2 separate regions of the Homo sapiens genome follow, and region 1 is linked to region 2. Evidence: read pairs that join two places in POLR2A ChIA-PET (ENCODE). Cell type or tissue: CD4-positive, alpha-beta T cell. All regions are shown on one strand. Each heading gives the region's core, and the rest is flanking DNA. Links, peaks and the distances in the headings are about the cores only.

Region 1 (10,366 bases), core at 3,487-5,986, 240 kb after region 2:
GAAAGTAACCTGAAGTAACCTGCTGTTAACCAATTCACTTTTTGCACTCTGCTGTTCCCTTGTTGCTGCTCAAGCTACCTTACAAAAACCAACTGTTCTGCCATGCCCAGGAGAACACCTTTCTATTCTGTACATGAGATGCTGCCTGATTCATGAATCACTAATAAAGCCAATTAGATCTTTAAACTCAGTTTGTTGAAATTTTTTCCTTGACAATATATAGGTAATGACACTCATTGATAGGACTGCTTCTAATGCCAAAAAGTTATAAATAGCCTAAGCATTGAACAATAGGGAATACATAATTCGGTTCTCCATTATGTACCATTGAAAATGATGTTATAGAACAGTATTTATTGTTAAGAAACAATGTATTGTTAAATGAATAAAGAGGGCTTCAAAACAGTATGTGTAGTATAATCCCATTTTTAATTTAAAAAGTATCCATCTGAGAAAAATATTAGAGTGATATTATTTCTGAATAGTTTTACTTTTTTCTCAATGTTTTATAAATTCTCTGAATTGAATATGCATGCCTTTTTAGTAAAAACACACTAATATTGTTGAAAAAACAATACTGAAGATGGTAACTAAGAGAAAACATTCTCTACAATGCTCAAAAGAAGGCAATGAAGGTTCTGAGTACAGGGAGAGAGAGGTGGGAGTATGGGCACTTAGCGATCTTACCCAACAGCCTTAGCAAGGACCTCAGGTTCAAATAGGATTTAAGGACTGAACTTGAAGTTCTTATTTCATTCATCTTGAGCCTCGACGCTTTTTCAGCTGCCCATCACCCAGCCTTGCAGAGAGGACACAAACTCCTGTTAAGGCTTCTCTCTGGGATTTAATAAGAATAGCTTATGTTAAGTACTACTTATAGGTTCTATACATTACCTCTCAAAACAGGAATTAGTAATAATAATAATAACAGCTGAAAAGTAGTCAATGGTTTCTGTTTACCAATGCTTAGGCATTTAACATCTATTAACTCATTTTCTTTTTTTTGAGACAAAGTTTCCCTCTTCTTGCCCAAGCTGGAGTGCAGTGACGTGATCTTGACTCACTGCAACTTCCGCCTCCTGGGTTCAAGTGATTCTCCTACCTCAGCCTCCCGAGTAGCTGGAATTACAGGTGCCCACCACCATGCCTGGCTAATTTTTTGTATTTTCAGTAGAGACCGGGTTTCACCATGTTGGCCAGGCTGGTTTTGAACTCCTGGCCTCAAACTATCCACCCGTCTTGGCCTCCCAAAGTGCTAGGATTACAGGTGTGAGCCATCGTGCCCGGCCCTATTAACTCATCTTTATTTCTCTTTCATTTAAGTCTCTCTCCCACACTTCCCAATTGATCTGTCCATAAATCCTGTTGGTTCCTCATTCAAAATATATACAGATGCTAATCCTTCCTAATCACCTCCTCCACTAGCACCCTAAGCCACCTTCCTGTCCCACTGAGGCAGTCTTCCATTGGTCTTCCTGATGCTGCAGCCCTGCGGTCTATTTTCAACAGAGCAGCCATAGGTATTTACATGTAAATCAGATCAGTGTGATAATCTGGTCAAAATCCTTTGATGGCTCTTCTGGCTCAGAGAAAAAAGCCAGATTTCTTACAACAATCTATAGTAAGGCTCTACGTGATCTGGTCCAGTCTTCCTTTGTACCTCCCCCGACCCTCACCCAACACACCTTACACCCCATCATCTTTTCTCTCCCCTCTCTGTCACTCAGCTGTCGCTGAGCTGGCTTTCTTACTGCTTCTAGAACACCCAGAGGCAGACTGCTGCCTCAAGGCCTTTTTCTACCAGGAGTGCTTCACCCCCAGATTAACCACAGGACTTGCTCCCTCAGGACTTCCCTAAAATGTCACCTTCTCAGTGAAGCCTTTCCTGATCAACTTAAAATGAAACATTCCATCCATCACCCTATTCACCTTCTTCCCATTCCTCATATATATATATGAAATTTACATATATTTGTGTATATACTTTTTCTGCAACACAAATTCTCACCTAACACATGCGTCATTTGATTGTCTCCTCTTACTGGAACGTTAGCATTACAAGGGCTAGGTTATGTTCTTTGCTCTATCCCCTACACCTAGAATAGTACTTGCACCTAGGGTGCACTCAACAAATATTTTTGTTGAATAAATGAATGAAGGAATCAATAATTTCTTCATAAAAACTTTTGAAGGCATTATCTGAATTTTACAGTTTAATAAACTAAGATTCAGGAGGTTAAAAATTAACATATTATTTTAATTAATTTTGTATCCAACACGAATCCCTGCAATTGCATTTTTAACAGTTTTATTGAGATATAATTTGCATACTATACAATTTACCCATACAATTCAATGGTTTTTAGTATATTCACAGTTGTGTAACTGTCACCGCAATCTAATTTTAAAACAGGGAAACCCTGTTCCCATCAGCAGTTGCTCCCCTTCTTCTCCCCAATCCCCCCAGCCCTAGGCAACCACTAAACTTACTTTTTGTCTCTATAGATTTGTCTATTCTAGACATTTCATAGAAACAGAATCATACAATGTGTGTCTTTTGTGACTTCCTTCTTTCACTTAGCATAATGTTCAAGTTTCATTCATGCTGTAGTATGTATTAAAACTTCATTTCTTTTCATGGCTGTATAATATTCCACTGTGTGGCTACAAGACATTTTATTTATTCATCAGTTTATAGACATTTGTTTTTGCCTATTATTAATAATGCTTTTATGAGCATTCATGTACAAGTTTTTGTGTGGATGTATGTTTTCACTTCTTTTGGGTCCATACCTAGAACTGAAATTGCTGGGTCACATGGTAATTCTATATTTGGCCTTCATGAGGAACTTCTAGATTGTTTTTCAAATTAGCTATACCAGTTTACACTTCCACCAGCAGTGTATAAGAGCTCCAATTTGTCTGTGTTCTCAGCAACACTTGTTATTACCTTTAAAAAAAAATTTTAGCCATCTTAGTGGGTGTAAAGTAATATCTCATTGTGGTTTTTATTTACATTTACCTAATAACTAATGATATGAAACATCTTTTCATATGCTAATTGGTTGTTTATATATCTTTGGAGAAAATATTCTGAACTTTTACCCTGTTTTATAATTGTTATTGAATTGTAAGAGTTCTTCATATATTCTAGAGTTCCTTATCATACATATATTTTGCAAATATATGCTCCTATTTGATGGCTTGTTTTTCTACTTTTTTGATAGTATCAGTGGGAAGAAAGTTTTAATTTTAATGGTGTCAAATTTATCTTAGTTTTTTCACTTGTGCTGTTGCTGTTGAATCTAAGAAGACTCTTGACCTAAGGTCACAAAGATTTATTTTTATGTTTTTTTTCTTTTCTTTTTTGAAGAAGGGTCTTGCTCTGTTGCCCAAGCTTGGGTGTAGTGGCAATCCTGGCTCACCATAGCCTCAGCCTCCCAGGCTCAAACAATTTATCCTCCCACCTCAGTCTCCAGAGTAGCTGGAACTATAGGCACATGCCACCATACCTGACTAGCTGTTTTTTTTTGTTTTTTTTTTTTTCAATTTCTTGTAGCAACAGGGTCTCACTTTGTTGCCTAGGCTGGTCTCAAACTTCTGGTCTCAAGCAATCCTCTTGCCCTTGCCTCCCAAAGTGCTGGGATTGTACCTGGCCCTTTTTATTCTAAGTGTTACATTGTATAGGTTTATCTCTTTCACTTAGTTCTATAATCCATTTTGAGCTAATTCTTGTGTATGGTGTAAGGAAGAGATTCACCTTCATTCTTTTGCATGTGGATGTCCAGTTTTCACAGAACCATTTGTGGAAGACTATTTCTTCCCCATTGGAGAAAAAAGTCTTGGTACACTTGTCAAAAATCAATCGATCATAAATATAAGGATTTATTTCTCTACTCTCAATTCTATTCCATTAATCTATATATCTATCTTTATGCCCCAGTAAAATGCTGTCTTGATTGCTGTAGTTTTGAAGTACTTTGAAATCAGAAAATATGAGTCCTTCAACCTTGTTCTTCTTTTTTCAAGATTTTTTTTTTTTTTTAGCTATTCTGGGTCCCTTGTCTCTGTGTAAATTTTAGGGCCAACTTACTAATTTCTGAAAAAAAGACAGCTAGGATTTTAATAGGGACTGTGCTGAATCTATAGATCAATTTAAGGAGTATTGTCATTTTAATAACATTAAGCCTGCCAATCCTTGAACATGAAATGCCTTTCATTTATTTAAGTATTTAATTTCTTTCAGTGATGTTTTGTTTTCAATGTATATATCTTACACTTATTTTATTAAATTTATTCCTAAGTATTTTGTTCTTTTTGATGCTATTGTAAATAAAATTGCTTTTTTCATTTCTTTTTTAGGTTATTAATGTATAGTATATAGAAATACAACTGATATCTGTATATTGATCTTATATTTTACAGCCTTGCTGAAATAGTGAGTTTTACTTCTTCTTTTCCAACTGGGATGCCTTTTATACCCTTTTCTTGCCTTACTGCACTGACTAGAACTTCTAGTACAATATTCAATAAAAGTGGCAAGAGCAGATATCTTTGTTTGTTTCCTAATCTTTAGAGGAAAACAGTCAGTCTTTTATTCAAAGTATGATGTTAGCTGTCAGTCTTTTGTGGATAGTCTTTAGCAGGTTGAGGAAGTTACCTTCTATTCCCAAACTGTTAAATATTTTTATCATGAATGGGTGTTGGATCTTGTCAAACGCTTTTTCTGCATCTGTTGGGATGATCATCTAATTAGTTTTAAATTTTTTTTTTGGTTGTTGTTTTAGAGATGGGGTATCATAACTCACTGCAGCCTCTACCTTCTGGGCTCATGCAATCCTCCTGTCTTGGCCTCCCAAAGTGCTGAGATTACAGGCATGAACCACCACACCAGGACTAATTTTTGTTTTTATTTTGTTGATATGGTATCTTACATAAATTGATTCTCTGATGTTAGACCAACCTTGCATTTCTAGGATAAATCCCACTTGGTCATGGTATATAATCTTCTTTACAAATTGCTGGATTTGATTTGTTAGTATTTTACTGAGGATTTTTGTGTCTATATTCATAAGAGATATTGGTCTGTAGTTTTCTCGTGATGTCTTTGTTTGGTGTGGTATCAGGGTAATGCTGCCTTTACATAACATATTTGGGAGTATTCTCTCTTATTGTCTTTCTTTTTTTTTTTTTTTTTTTTTTTTTTGAGATGGAGTCTCGCTCTGTCGCCCAGGCTGGAGTGCAGTGGTGCGATCTCGGTTCACTGCAAGCTCCGCTTCCCAGGTTCACGCCATTCTTCTGCCTCAGCCTCCCGAGTAGCTGGGACAACAGGCACCCGCCACCATGCCCAGCTAATTTTTTTTGTATTTTTTAGTAGAGACGGGGTTTCACCGTGTTAGCCAGGATGATCTCCATCTCCTGACCTCGTGATCCGCCCACCTAGGCCTCCCAAAGTGCTGGGATTACAGGCGTGACCCACCGCACCTGGCCGCTTCTCTCCTATTTTCTAAAAAAGTTTGTGAAAGATTGGTTTTAATTATTCTTTAAATGGTTGGTAGAATTCATCAGTTTAAAGGCATCAGGACCTGGAACCTTTTTTTTTTCTTTTTTGAGACGGAGTCTGGCTCTGTTGCCCAGGCTGGAGCGCGGTGGTGCGATCTCGGTTCACTGCAAGCTCCGCCTCCTGGGTTCACGCCATTCTCCTGCCTCAGCCTCCCGAGTAGCTGAGAATACAGGCACCCGCCACCTCGTCCGGCTAATTTTTTGTATTTTTAGTAGAGACGGGGTTTCACCGTGTTAGCCAGGATGGTCTCGATCTCCTGACCTTGTGATCTGCCCGCCTCGGCCTCCCAAACTGCTGGGATTACAGGCGTGAGCCACGGCGCCCAGCCTGACAACCTGGACATTTTTTTAGGAGAAGTTTTAAAATTACGAATTTAGTCTCTTTACTTGTTATCGGTCTTGTCTTACGTGTTCCTGTGAAGAGACCCCCAAACAGGCTTTGTGTGAGCAACATGGCTGTTTATTTCACCTGGGTGCAGGCAGGCTGAGTCCGAAAAGAGAGTCAGCAAAGGGTGGTGGGATTATCATCAGTTCTTACAGGTTTTGGGATAGGCGGTGGAGTTAGGAGCAATGTTTTGGGGGCAGGGGGTGGATCTCACAAAGTACATTCTCAAGGGTGAGGAGAATTCCAAAGAACCTTCTTAAGCGTGGGGGAGATTACAAAGAACCTTCTTAAGGACAGGGGAGATTGCAAAGTATATTGATCAGTTAGGGTGGGGCAGAAACAAATCACAATGGTGGAATGTCATCGGTTAAGGCTATTTTCACTTCTTCTGTGGATCTTCAGTTGCTTCAGGCCATCTGGATATATACGTGCAGGTCACAGGGGATATGATGGCTTAGCTTGGGCTCAGAGGCCTGACAGGCCTATTCAGGTTTTCTACTTCTTCCTGAGTCCGTTTCTGTAGTATGTGTCTTTCTGGAAATTTGTCCATTTCATCTAAGTTGTCTATTTTGTTGATATACAGTTGTTTATAATATTACATTATAATCCCTTTTGTTTTTCTAAGATCAGTAGTGATGTCCTGCTTTCATTCCTGATTTTAGCTGCAATTGCATTTTAATGCAAAGGTAGTATGTGACTATGGAGCCTTGAGACATTTTTATTCAGGAAAACAAGTGTCTGGAAATTAGTAAGATTTTAAAGGGAGTAATATAAACTATAGAACCAGTAGTATTTTAATGAAAGGTAGTTCCAGCAGTGCTAGGCCCAGCTCCTAAGAACTGTCGAAGATCTGGAAAGTCAGGGAGAGTATCTCTGTGTATTGTGATTGTACCATTGGAGTCCTATGGTATTACCAGAAAAGGCATGTCTCAGCACATAGAGCAGCTGGGAGTTATCTGGTACCATATAAAAACATTTTTATGGGCAGAAATAATTTGAAAAGGAGGTTAAAGTTGTCATTAAATTAGCCACCCTTATTCATTTCTATGATAAGATCATAAAGGGCAGAGTTCACCTAACTCCTTATTGGTTTCTTGAATGGTTTTCGGAAAAGCAGTTTAGAAGAAAGGGAAAAATCATAGGATTTTTAAATTCACACAAACCATGTGGCACAAGCAAATTTGTTAGTTATTAAATGTTTAGCTAGGGGATTAATAAGCCATTAATGGGCTAGAATGTTTAGGAGAATGGTAACATAGGTCTAAGGATTGTTACTGACTTGGGGATATTCTAGTGCGTTCAGACTTTAGTTGAAGTTGAATGTATTTCCCATTTTTCTTATAATTGCACAAATTAACATTTTTTTAATATAAGAAAATTAGGTCCTAAATGCAACATGCCATGCTAAGCCCTATCATAATACTAAAAATCAAAGGTCATTCTTCCCACTGAGTTTAAGGGAAAAAAAAGTAAAAAACAAAACAAAACAATACAAAACCAAATGTGAGTCCCACGAAAGCAGGGACTTTGGTTATCTTATTTTGTAGTTGTGTCCCAAGCATAGTGCTGTAAACCATGAGGACCCCCAATGGTGAATAAGTGAATGATTAATAGTAGCTGCCTGTCACTAGGTTTCACTGTAAATAATAATAATGAAAACCCCCTTTTTGTTGAAGAGATATCACAGCTCAAAGGCAAAAAACCCTCTCCCTGCAACTTTCAAAGTGCAGCTATAAAATTCCCCTGAAGAAGCGGTCCCCTGAGTGATAAAGCGTCCCAACTCGAAGTTTCAAAACTCAGCCTGTCGGGCATATCAGAATCTTGAAACAATCACGTTTAAAAACACTGTTGTTGTAAGGATTTTATTTGATTTAAATGTTGTTTCTCTTGGAAAAGTCTTGTTTTTCTAAGCAAGTTAGATGGTTGAACTGGGCATACTGGGAAAAGAGAAAAAGATGTTTTAAAAAAGGAGAATATGGTTACTTTTTTGTAGGAGTCTCTATGGAGTTTCTGATACCTTACATTTAACTTCACCAATAAATGCTTTTTTATCCAAGAATAGATTGAAATGCAATTTTATGTCAAGAATTTTCCTAAGACTAGCTAATCATAACCTTTCTTATGGGGTTATGAGGAGTTAATGCTCTAACGTATGTAAAGTACCTGAATACACAAGACAGTCATTCACTGCAGCAAGTTTATTACTTTTGTAGACAACTTCTGTCCTTATTTAACATTTTGATATTTTCTTCACTGTGGATTTTCTAAAAGTAATTTTGATTCATTAAAGGATTGCATTAAAATGTTATTTATCTTGATTACTGAACGTTTTGGCTCCCCCTAAATTTTGTGCCTGAAGCAAGTCCCCCCTTTGCCTCACCTTAGCCCCAGCCCTGGTGGATAACTCAGTGATCTGGGGATGATTTAACAAGGTTGTGCAGTGTGTACCAGGCCTATTCCTCCTTATACTGAAAACTGTTGGCTTTGTGGAGAAGCAGTGTCATCACAGTTATTTGGTGATAATGAACACAGTTCCGCCTAGCCACTCTTGATTGAACTGGGTTGATCACCTGATCCAAAGACATCCAGTCCATGGACTGCCCAGTGATCATTTGTATGCCTGGGCTTACAATGGTGAGGCAGGCTAATCAGATTCCTTTCTGATTGAAAGGGTCTAATGACTTTAAATACGGAAATTGAATAGAAGTATTTACAAGTGAAATGAAACGATTTCTGGGATTTGCTTTAAAATAAAAAAAAAAAAAGAGAGAGGTAAACAGAAGTTTATTTTTATTTAAAAAAACCTTTTATTTTAGATTCAGGGGTACATGTGCAGGTTTGTTATATGGGTAAACTTGTGTCATGGGCATTTGTTTGTTGCACAGATTATTTAGTCACCCAGGTACTAAACCTAGTACTCAATAGTTATTTTTTCCTGCTCCTCTCCCTCCTCCCACCCTTCATTCTTAGGTAGGCCCCAGTGTGTGTTGTTCGAGTTGTCCATGTGTTCTCATCATTTAGCTCCCACTTATAAGTGAAAACACACAGTACTTGGTTTTCTTTTCCTGCATTAGTTTGCTAAGGATAATGGCCTCCAGCTCTGTCCGTGTTCCTGCAAACGATATGATCTTTTTCTTTTTTATGGCTGCATGATATTCCATGATGTATATATACCACATTTTCTTTATCCAGCCCACATTGGTGGGCATTTAGGTTGATTCCACATCTTGGCCATTGTGAATAGTGCTGCAACGAACATGCACACATGCATGTGTCTTTATGATAGAATGACTTATATTCCTTTGGGTATATATCCAGTAATGGGATTGCTGGGTTGAATGGCAGTTCTGTTTTTAGCTGTATGAGGAATACCACACTGCTTTCCACAATAGTTGGACTAATTTACACGCCTAACAGTGTATATAAGTCTTCCCTTTTCTCCACAACCTTGCCAGCATCTGTTATTTTTTGACTTTTTACTAATAGCCATTCTGATTGGTGTGAGATGGTATCTCATTGCGGTTTTGATTTGCATTTCTCTAATGGTCAGTGATATTGAGCTTTTCTTCATATGCTTTTTGGCCTTATGTATGTCTTCTTCTGTTCATGTCCTTTGCCAACTTTTTAGTGTTTTTTTTTTCTTGTAAATTTGCACAGGCTTTTTATAGATGCTGGATATTAGACCTTTGTCAGATGCATAGTTTGACAGAAGTTTAGAAGAAAAGTATTAGTAATTGGAAGTTGGGTGATGGGTATGTGGGGCTTTAGTATTCTACTGTAGTGTGTATGTGTTGTGTGTTAAATTCTATAATTGAAACATTTATTTTTAAATTGCAGCTTTTCTAAAACTAGACCAATGAACACTGAAGGCAAAAGCCAAATCTCTATATCAAGAGTTGCCATTAGGCTGGGGCCTGAGTGGCCCTCACAAGCCACAGGCATTCCAAAGTTAGAGGAATTTGAAAGAATGGGTAAGCAGAGAAAGCTGGTCAGTTAGGGAGGAGAATGGAGCGGTCATTGCCAGAGATAGGTAGATGCCTAGAGAGAGTGGTCTCTGCTAGTTGCAGATTTCCCCTGGTGCCCAGCCATACTATGGTACCTGTCCTTGAATTCTTATGCCATTTCTGATCCCCCTTTGCCTCATGTTTATCTTTAAAAATTGATTCCCTTTTTCTTTAGTTAATTTGAGTCAAGCCTCTGTTCCTCTACATCAAAATAGCCATCTTCAAAACAAAGGATTATTTGTATCTGTTACAGTTGGGATCTGCCCAGGTAGAGGGGTCCTACCAATCTTGGAATCAAATGATGATCAGTGTCTTGTGGAGGATAAGGAGAGAGAGACTTGTAAGGAGCCAGAATGTCAAGTGATCAAAGTCAATTCAATCTGCCCTCCAGGTACAAATGTACCAGGAGAGAGTT
Region 2 (10,366 bases), core at 4,199-6,698:
GTGTGATAATTGCTGGAGCAGAATGTGTGTTTTTTTTTTTTTTCTTTTCATTCTGGAAGGTTATTTGAGGTGAAAAACTTAGATTCTAATCACAAAGGCTTGTGTTCATGTGGTACCCTGAGTACTTTTGTAAGATACTCACTGTGTTGCTGTGAGTTATCTCTTTTATGGTTTTTTCTTTAAAACAAAACTCTTCTGAGTCTCCATAAAGAATAAGTATCTCATTTTGTTATATTAGATTTTGTGCAGTTGGCTGGCAAATTAAATTTAACTTTGAGGGAAAGCACCATTGACTCATTACATACATTTTGCATCATTGCAGCGTAAGGTCTTCCCTATGTGTGTGGGAGAAGTTTCTGATCTAAATGGGCATGTTTCCTATTGCTGGTCTATCTTTTAGCCAAAGCATTTCTGAATAGACATTCCTATTCATTTTCTTATTTTCGAGACTTTAGAGAGATTGCTACTTGTTATGTATTCGTGATAAATCATCTGAATCCTGAAAAAAATACTTATGCCAACAGCCCATTTTGTAAAGACACTTGTCTTTGAGCTTTTAAGCTGTCATACTCATTATTCGTTACAATAGCTGTACAGCCATTGGATGTATCATGTTTTTGACACAGGAGCTAGGGGAAGGATGACCTACTTGTTGCATTTCACATTTTTCCATATTTATATCTTTTTTCAATTTGTGGCATCTTTATTTCATTGTTAGAGTGGTTGTTCTCTAAGACGTTCCAGGTTTTAATTTCATTCACTGTGTGGGCTAAATAAGGAGCTTTCCTGTAGAACCAATTCTACTAAATTCCTGAAAATGTCAGTTAAAAATTAGCCAGGCATGGTGGTGTGTGCCTGTAGTCCCAGCTTCTCAGGAGGCTGAGGCAGGAGGATGGCTTGAGCCAGGAGGTCGAGGCTGCAGTGAGTCATGATCATACCACTGCACTCCAGCCTGGGTGACAGAGTGAGACCTTGTCCCTACCCCCACCACACACACAAAAAAAGAAAATATGAAGAAAAAAGAAAATGCTTCCAAAAAGTATCCCATCTAGATACCATGCTGGTTAGGGCTTTTGGTCATGTTTGAATGGGACATAGCTGAACACAGAGCAGGATTTCAATGGGTAGGCTAGGAAAAGGAGAGGAGTGTCTAATTTGTTGGGAGAAAATCCACTTTTGCATAATAATAGGGGATTTACGTGTTTTCTTTGGAGTTAATATGTATTTCAAGTAGGTAGATAGGTAAGAGGTTTGCAAAAAAATTTTGCTAAGGTTGAGGTTCTGTAGTTGGCAACTCTTATAACCCTGAAGATCCTGTTCTCTAAAGCCAGGAAAAAGCAGTCTGTTTCCAATTATGTATCACAAAAAATAGTGAAATTAAGCCAAGAAAAATGATCATTTGGGAGTTGGGTTGCTTTTTTTTTTGCAGAGGGTAAAGGAGAAAGGACTGTAGACACACATTTTAAAGAATCTGCTAGTTTTTCTGTTGGCTTTCAGATTTTTCTCAAATGCTCTGTATTGGAAATTAAGAATAATTTTAGGATTAAAGGCCTTTTCCTCCTTCGGCTTCTTTTTGTTTCTCAGAGAGCAAATAGAAGAGCATTTAGGCAGTTTTTGCTGACATGAAAGGGTTTGGGTCCAGTGTTCCGGGACCCAGCTTGTGTTTTTGGTAAAGCCTTTTCCTGCCTGAATGGTCCCAGGTTATGGGCTCACAGCATCATACCTGGTAGTGGTGCTATGGTTTTTGTTATATGAATTTTTTTACCATGCTTTGAACTGAAATGTAGTCCCTGCTGCCTAGCATTATTCTGCTGGAGGAGAAAACTAGGGATGTTAGTGTGGGAAAGGTATGGAGGTGCGAAGCCTAGCATTTGGATGATGTGTGGGTGAATATATTGTCCTCAGCACTTGTCAGAAGCAACTAGCCTTTCGGGATGCCTACTGCTAGTTTCAGGATTAGTGGTCCTGTGAGACCTAGGTGTTAACTAAGAAATCTCCTTTCCACTGCCAGAAGATCAGCCCCGGCAGGTCTTAGTTCCTGTTTCTCACACCTTACACCTCCACAGAGTGTTGAATAAGACTTTCCTGATGCTGCATAATCTTTGATAACTCTTAGTCTTGTCACTGAGGCTAATGTGTTTTAGCTCTTGGTGCTTTTCTTCTCACCTCCCATTTACTCTTCTGCCTGCTGCTGGCTCCCACGCCCACCACACCCCCACCACACCCCCATGAGGTGCTAGAAGAGGTGTGAAGTACGGAGTGCAAAGTTGCATTTGCTGCTTTACTATCCTTTTTCCCCCATTTTTTTTCTTGGTTTCCCTGAAACGAGTTCTCCTGGTTTTCCTCTTATGTTCCGGATGTCTCTTCAGTCTTCCATTTTGTTTCTTTTTCTTTCTTTTTTTTTTTTTTTTTTTGAGACGGAGTCTCACTCTGTTGCCCAGGCTGGAGTGCATTGGCACGACGTTGGCTCACTGCAGTCTCCGCCTCCTGGGTTCAAGCAATTCTCCTCCCTCAGCTGCACACTCCCACCCCCCCCCCCCGCCCGAGTAGCTGGGATTACAGGTGTGCGCCACCATGCCCAGCTAATTTTTCTATTTTTAGTAGAGACAAGGTTTTGCCATGTTGGCCAGGCTGGTCTTGAACTCCTGACCTCAGGTGATCTGCCTGCCTCAGCCTCCCAAAATGCTGGGAATATAGACGTGAGCCACAGTGCCCAGCCCAGTCTTCCTTTTCAATGCTTGATCCCTATGGGTTGACATTTTCCAAGGTTGCATTTTCCTTTCCTCCTCTCCTCTCCCCTCTTCTTTTCTTTTTCTTGTCTTTTCAGTCTACATTGAGTTGCTCATATTTCTGTGCTTCAATATCAGCAGCTCCCTGTTTTTTCACACCCATATTTCCAACAGCCTATCGGACAGTGCCATCTGGTTGTTCTGTAGATTTTTCTGTTACAGTCCAAAAGCCACCATATTACTTCTCTGTGGTCCACAGCCTCCACAGTGTCACCTTCTGTATTTCCCATGTCCCTCCTTCTCTATGGGGGTTCCTGCTTACTCTTCCAGGCTCTCACTGCTGCCAGCTCCTCCAGTGGGGCTTCATGTGGCTCCTCCTGGCAGGTGCTTCTCTTGCTGCCTCGTGAGAATGTTGTTTTTCCTTCGGCAGATTCCCCAGAGCAGGATTGAGTCTTACCATCTTGGTATTCTAGGTGTGTAGCATGGGCCTGGTTTATAGATATATTGTCAAATGGAATTCTTCATTTCAGCCCACTTCAGTTATGGCTTTGGGGAAAGATCAGGCTTACAGTTGATATAAATTATAGCTATAGAAAAGACACAGAAAATCAACTCAGAATCATAGAGTTTAGGGTTACAGTGGGGCTTAGAATAATCTTCCTTAAGTTTCTCTAAAGATGAGAACAACCAGAGAGCAGTGTTTCTCTTCTTGCCCCTCTGCAGCCTAGTTCCCACCCAATAGCCAGAATGATTGTGATAAAACCTAAGTCAGATTCCTTCATTCCCTTGCTTAAAACACTCTAGGCTGGGCGCAGTGGCTCACGCCTGTAATCCCAGCACTTTGGGAGGCTGAGGCAGGCGGATCACAAAGTCAGGAGTTTGAGACCAGCCTGGCCAGCATGGTGAAACCCCGTCTCTACTAAAAAAAAAATTAGCCTGGCATGGTGGTGGGCGCCTGTAATCCCAGCTACTCGGGAGGCTAAGGCAGGAGAATCGCTTGAACCCAGGAGACGGAGGTTGCAGTGAGCTGAGATTGCACCACTGCACTCCAGTCTGGTGACAGAGTGACCAAAAAACCAAAAAACCACTCTACTGTTTATTCTTGTCTTTCTCAGAATAAAAGCCAGAATTCTTACAGTGATCTGCAAAGCCCTGCCCAACCAGCCCACCACTCTTATGCTGGTGACCCAGTTGACTTCCCTCTTGTGCTCTCTAGGCTGCTCAATCTGCTCCAGCTGCCGCACCTGACTGTTGGTCCCTGAGCACGCCAGATACGCTCTGTCTCAGGGCCTTTGCATGTGCTGTTTCCTTTGCTTGGAATGTTTTTCCCCAAATAGCTACAGAATTCGCTTCTGTTAGGTCCTTACTCAAAACAGACAAACCAAACCAAAACCCCACACACATACTTTGTCTCTCCCTTTTCTGCTTTGTTTTCTTAGCATTGGTCTCTATATAATATATAATTATGTATCTTGTTTATAGTCTGTCTCCTTTAGCTAGAATGAAAGCTCCATCAGGGCAGGGATTTTTATGTTTTGTTCTCTGTTGAATACCCACACCTGGAACAGTCCTGGCATGAAGCAGGCACTTGATAAACATTATTAAATGAATAAGAAGCATTTTATGGATTTCTTTTTTTTTTTTTTGTGGCAGGGTCTCACTCTGTCACCCAGGCTAGAGTGCAGTGGCACAATCTTGGCTCACTGCAACCTCTGCCTCCCGGGTTCAAGCCATTCTCCTGCCTCATCCTCCCAAGTAGCTGGGATTACAGGCACATGCCATCAGGCCCAGCCAATTTTTTTTGTATTTTTGGTAGAGACGGAGTTTCACCATGTTGGCCAGCCTGGTCTTGAATTTCTGATCTCAAGTGATCCACCCGCCTTGGCCTCCCAAAGTGCTGGGATTACAGGCGTTAGCCACAGCGCTCAGCCCATTTTATGGATTTCTTATAGCCCCAGTTATAGGTGCACTCAGGGCATTAAAAAGGGAAAATTGGGCCAGGCGTGTTGGCTCAGGCCTATAATCCCAACACTTTTGGAGGCCGAGGACAGGAGTCTCGAGGACTCCTGTCACTTGAGGACAGGAGTTTGAGAGCAGCCTGGCCAACATGGTAAAGCCCCATCTTTACTAAAAAAAAATACAAAAATTAGCTGGGCGTGGTGGCAGGCACCTGTAATCCCAGCTACTTGGGAGGCAGAGGCAGGAGAATTGCTTAAACCTGGGAGGGAGAGGTTGCAGTGATCTGAGATAGTGCCACTGCACTACAGCCTGGGAAACAGTGAGACTCCATCTCAAAAAAAAAAAAAAAAAAAAGAAGGGAAAATTGGCCAGGTGTGATGGCTTACCCCTATAATCCCAGTGCTTTAGGAGGCTGAGGCAGGAGGATTATATGAGGCAAAGAATTCAAGATTAGCCTGGATAACATAGTGAGACCCCATCTCCATAAAAAAATCTTAAAAAGTCAGCTGGGTGTGGTGGGGCACACCTGTAGTCCCTGCTTAAAGGGACTGTAGTTGAGGTGGGAGAATAGCTTGAGCCAAGGAGTTCGAGGCTGCAGTGAGCTATGATCATGCCACTGCACACCAGCCTGAGTGACAGAGTGAAACCCTATCCCCCCCTCCCACCACCCCGTCAAAAAAAGGGAAAACCATCAATCTCGGGGAAGGAGAATCTGATTTTTAAAAAGCCTCATTTAAGACTCGTTGGACTAGAACACTGACCTCGTTTTCATGTCTGACTCAAAGCAGCACCTGTGGGTCCCCCCATCCTTACAAGTGGTTTGGGAAGACTCCCATTTTACCTCTAACAGGCATGGGCTTGCTGCGGTTTCTCTCTGCCTGTGGTTTGCCCTTTAACCCAGCAGGCTACAAAGATGAAAAGCAAACACAACGTTAAAGAAAAGAGCTAGGGAAGAGGGCAGGGGGAAACAGGGCAGAATTTCCTTGCAGCCCTGACATCTTGCCTTGTTTCTGTGCCCATCCCCTTGTCTGGTTACACAGTCCCTTCCAGAGCTGCCTTGCTTGGGGGCTGTGCTCAGTCTTGAGACTTTTAGGCCAGATGACTCTTGAGTTTTGCTTTGATGTTGTAATTTCTTTGAAGAGAAATCTTAATTTTAGGCAAAAAGGACATTGGAGAACGGATTCTTTAAAATTAAATTACCATCTTTCGAAGTGAAGTTTTAACCCTTCTCAAGATAAGGGGTTGTCCCTGAAATTTCTGCTTGCTTCTGCTGATGATGCTAGTGGGAAGTCAGGATTGGCAGGACCCCATCTTGTGAAACCAATACCGTAAATCCTCAGGGCAATAAATTCAGCTCTGAAGAAGTGTCAGACTCTTATGGGTAGGGATTATGTGGAATGAAGTACATAATTTGTATTAGTGTAATAGTAAAGTTAGAGGAATTTGCCTCCTGCTCTTATTGAGATAACATCGGCATGGTTCCTACAGGGATAGGAAGCCCAGCCAAGAAAGGCAAAGGCTTAGGAGGAAGCTATTGGCCATGTACAAAGCCTGCAGTGTCATTCACCCTGGGATTCAAAGGTATCACATTGAAAATAAATTGTCTAGAATGGAGCTGAGTTATCAGTGAGTAGTTAAAAATAATCAAAGCTACCATTTCCTGAATTCTAACAACATACTAGGAAGTAAGTGCTTTATTTATTAATTTAGTTAGTCATCATAACAATCCCATGAAGGAGGTAGAATCATTATCTCTACTTTATAGATCAGGCATGGAGCTTTAAGTAAGTTGCCCAAAATTATATTGCTTAGAAAAGGCAGGTGGGGGATTTGAACTCAGGTAGGCTATGGGGGCCCCGCACTTTCCACTATGCTGTACTGTAGTCTGCTTCTAGGACAAACCAAGCATGCTCTTACCTCAGGACCTTTGCACTCACTATTCCCACTGCCTGGGAGGTTTTTCCTTTAGATATTGTCATAGCTTTATCTCTTACCTCTGTGCTTAAATGTTACCTTGTCTGGGAGGCCCTCTCTGACCACCCTGTCTAAAATAGCATCCCTCCTGTCATCACTCTCTCTCCTTAACCTGCTTTATTTTCCTTTCCTAGGTCTTCTCATGCCTTGACATATTATTTATTTGTTGTCTTGTCTGTCCCCACCTTTAGAAGGTAACCTATGTGAAAACAGGAGTGTGTTTAATTTGCTGCTATGTGCCCACCTCCCTGAACAGTGCCCAGGACAGGGTAGGCGCTAATAAATGTTTGTTGAGTGAATGAATGAAGTAAACTAAAACTGCTGATCAAGGCCTGCCACCCTGGTTTCAGAACAAAATAATTTGTCCCTTGTGCCAGATCTCATCAGACTACCCACCACCAGAAAGTGAGTGTCCATGCAGGGCCTGGTTGATGTCTACAGTGGCTTAGTAATAGGCACAGTCCCTATCTTTTTTTTGAAAGTCAGCTGTTTCTGGAGGATCTCTTGTTTGTAGTAGTTAAGAGCATGGGCGTGGAATTAGACAGACCTAGGTTTAAGTCCTGGTGCCAGGATTTATAAGCTGGTGACTTGGGGTTGCTTAGCATCTTTTTTTTTTTTTTGGTGACAGAGCAGAGTCCCACTCTGTTGCCCAGGCTGGAGTGCAGTGGTGCCATTGTAGCTCACTTGCAGCCTTGAACTTCTGGGCTCAAGTGATCCCCCTGCCTCAGCCTTCCAAGTAGCTAGGACTATTGGCATGCGCCACCATGCCTGGCTAATATTTGTGTTTGTATTTATTTATTTATTTATTTTCAGAAACTCCTGATATTCAAATTATTTTTATTTTTTCTATGTTTCCCAGGCTGGTCATGAACTCCTGGCTTCAAGGGAGCCTTTGGCCTCTGCCTCCCAAAGTGCTGGGATTATAGGTGTGAACCACTGTACCCAGCCTTACTTAGCATCTTGAAGCCTCACCTTTCTCACTACAAAATGGAGTAAAGGGCATCTGTCTCCTTGTATTGTTGAGAAGATTAAATGGGAAATTGTGATATACATGATAGGTGTTCAGTAGATGATAACAGACATTTTGTGGGTTCAGAAGAAAGCAGAGATGTCAGCTTCTGACAGGAAGGGGAATAAGGTATAGACACTTGATCAACCACAGAATAATTACAAAGCAGCATGTGGACAAGTCTTGGCTTTGTAACTAAGTAGCTGTGTAAAGCTGGGCCAGTCGTTGAGCCTTTCTAATTTTTGGTTTGCTAATCTGTAAAATTAAAGGGTCGGAGTAGATACTACCTGTTCTAGCATTCCAAATTGGCTCTGACTAGAAGATAACATGGAACAAATTATACACAAAATGATAAGTGACAGAATGTTCACAGTAGGATGGGATTAATCAGAAGTCTCTTTTGGAATGAGGTGAGGACTATTGGTAGAGTTCTTGGACTTTGAGGAATAGCATAAAGATGGCAGATTGTGATAAAATGGTTAGATCTGACAAAATTCAGGTTTTTTGTGTGCTTACATTGTTGGGAAGATACTGCATTTAAATAATTTTTGTTTACGTAAGTTATATATTAAAATAGCTAATGTAGTATTAATATTCTGTTTATTCTTATGTTGCCAAGTTGAATATTTTTCTTGGATAACACTTTTCTGTTTTGTGAAGTTATTCCTGCTAGCCTTTACATAATTATGCATTTCAGATTTCCACAAGTGTGTTTGAAGTCTCATTTTCTAGAAGGGATTCAGGATTATTAGTCCATGTAATGACAATTATAGTATGATATAGAATAAAAGATTTTCTTGTTTAATTTCTTCATATTAGAAATGAGGGAAGTAGGATGCAGAAGGTCTGAGCTGGTAAAACATGCTGATGGTCGCACTCCTGCCTCCTTTTCCTTTGAGGATGCCTGAGGTTCTTATACATAACTCTTGTTATTGAGAAATGTTCTAATTTATCATCCTGCTGTACTATTTTTTCTTTTTTCTTTTGTTTGAGACGGAGTCTCGCTCTGTTGCCTAGGCTGGAATGCAGTGGCGTGATCTCAGCTCACTGTAACCTCTGCCTGCCGAGTTCAAGCGGTTCTCCTGCCTCAGCCTCCCGAGTAGCTGAGATTACAGGCATGTGCCACTACACCTGGCTAATTCTGTATTTCTTGTAGAGATGTGATTTCACCATGTTGGCCAGGTTGGTCTGGAACTCCTGACCTCAAGTGATCTGCCCACCTTGGCCTACCAAAGTGCTGTGATTACAGGTGTGAGCTACCACTCCCGGCCTGTACTATTTTTATTGTAGTGTGCACAGTAGTATTTATACCTGTAGTCCACTGTGGTACCCTCATTAGATGCCCGCTGTCAGCCAAGTGTAGGTAGACTGTGATCCGCCTTGCTGGAATTAAGACAGTGGGAAAGCCATACTTGGAAGGAAATAATTACATAATAATTACAACCTGAAGGGTTGTACTGCGTTCTAGGTGTCCAAGTTTAACTTGGTCCAAGGGAATCAGAGGAGGCTTCCTTCAAGAAGTAAGGCTTTTGCTGAGACCTGAAGATGTTAGAAAGTGACCATCCTAGGGACCATGGAGGGATGTTGAGTTCCGATATAGTGAACATCACTTTTGGAAGGTGAGGACTTGGCCCTTTTGTGGGACTGAATTGACACTAGTGTGGCTGGAGTGTGCAGAAGATGAGCTTGGACTAACTAGACGATGGTTGGTGGCCATGTGAAGTTTTGCTGTTTATCTGGACGGCAGTGGGCAACCATTGAAGAGTTTTAATTCTTAGTGTTTCACATGCCTGGGCTCTAAACCACCACACCTGGTGCACTTTTAAATTTTTTGTAGAGACAGCGTTTCACTATGTTGTCCAGGCTATCAAAAGCTTTTTTCAATGGCCAGGTGCTTGCTAGGGCCTGAGGGAGGATGACTGTTGTCCTGAGAATATTCTGATATGCTGAATTTTGCTCGAATAATTACAGCTTTATGATTTAAACCTTTTTGATGACAGCTGATTCCTCATTCTAGGTAGCTTGGTTGGTTTGGTGGCAGTGCCAGACCAAGTTCCACAGCCCCCAGCTGAACCCCTGCAGCTAATTGGGAATCATCAAATAGAATCGAGAAGGGCCCTGCAGCCAGATCCCTGTAACTTATACCAGAAATGTTGAGGCAATGGCTTCACCACCATTTGGACAGTTTTGCTACATTATGAGTATCTTTAGAACCCATACCTTGTATGGAATTTGGAATCATTTTTTTGTGATGGAGGGAATTTTTGAAATTCTAGATGATAAAGTCTAATCTCAAAAATAATACAAAATTTGCTATAAACAACTATTTCTGTTGCCTTGCTACTAGTAGTTTGCTTATTTTCTTTTTGGAAGTCTAGGTATATTTTAACCATAAAAATACCAATGACTATTATTTATTTAAAATAGACAGTGTGGGGCCGAGCACAGTGGTTCACACCTGTAATCCCAGCACATTGTGAGGCTGAGGTGGGTTGATCACCTGAGGTCAGGAGCTCGAGACCAGCTGGGCCAACATGGCGAAACCCTGTCTCTACTAAAAATACAAAAATTAGCCAGGCGTGGTGGCACATGCCTGTAATCCTGGCTATTTGGGAGGCTGAGACAAGAGAATTGCTTGAACCCAAAGGCAGAGGTTGCAGTGAGCTGACATCGTGCCACTGCACTCCAGCCTGGG

Evidence for each region. ChIA-PET counts read pairs that join two places held together with the same protein. Peaks named below come from ENCODE experiments on the same cell type or tissue, not always from the same donor. Only the 100,000 strongest peaks of a DNase experiment are listed, where the experiment ranks them.
Region 1: POLR2A ChIA-PET joins it to region 2 with 5 read pairs; 3 of 35 experiments call an interaction of 5 or more read pairs at or near these places.

What each region holds. Positions count from the first base shown.
Region 1 is chr1:91,623,258-91,633,623 of GRCh38, reverse strand. No RefSeq gene overlaps it. Among named protein-coding and RNA genes, the nearest start is that of CDC7, 130 kb to the right of the region's middle. In CD4-positive, alpha-beta T cell, for the core only: no CTCF peak of the experiment used is centred there; no DNase peak of the experiment used is centred there.
Region 2 is chr1:91,867,959-91,878,324 of GRCh38, reverse strand. The region is part of intron 1 of TGFBR3 (transforming growth factor beta receptor 3); the gene reads left to right. Among named protein-coding and RNA genes, the nearest start is that of TGFBR3, 13 kb to the left of the region's middle. RefSeq lists enhancers at 5,730-5,799, 8,908-9,407, 9,408-9,909. In CD4-positive, alpha-beta T cell, for the core only: no CTCF peak of the experiment used is centred there; a DNase peak (open chromatin) is centred at 5,544.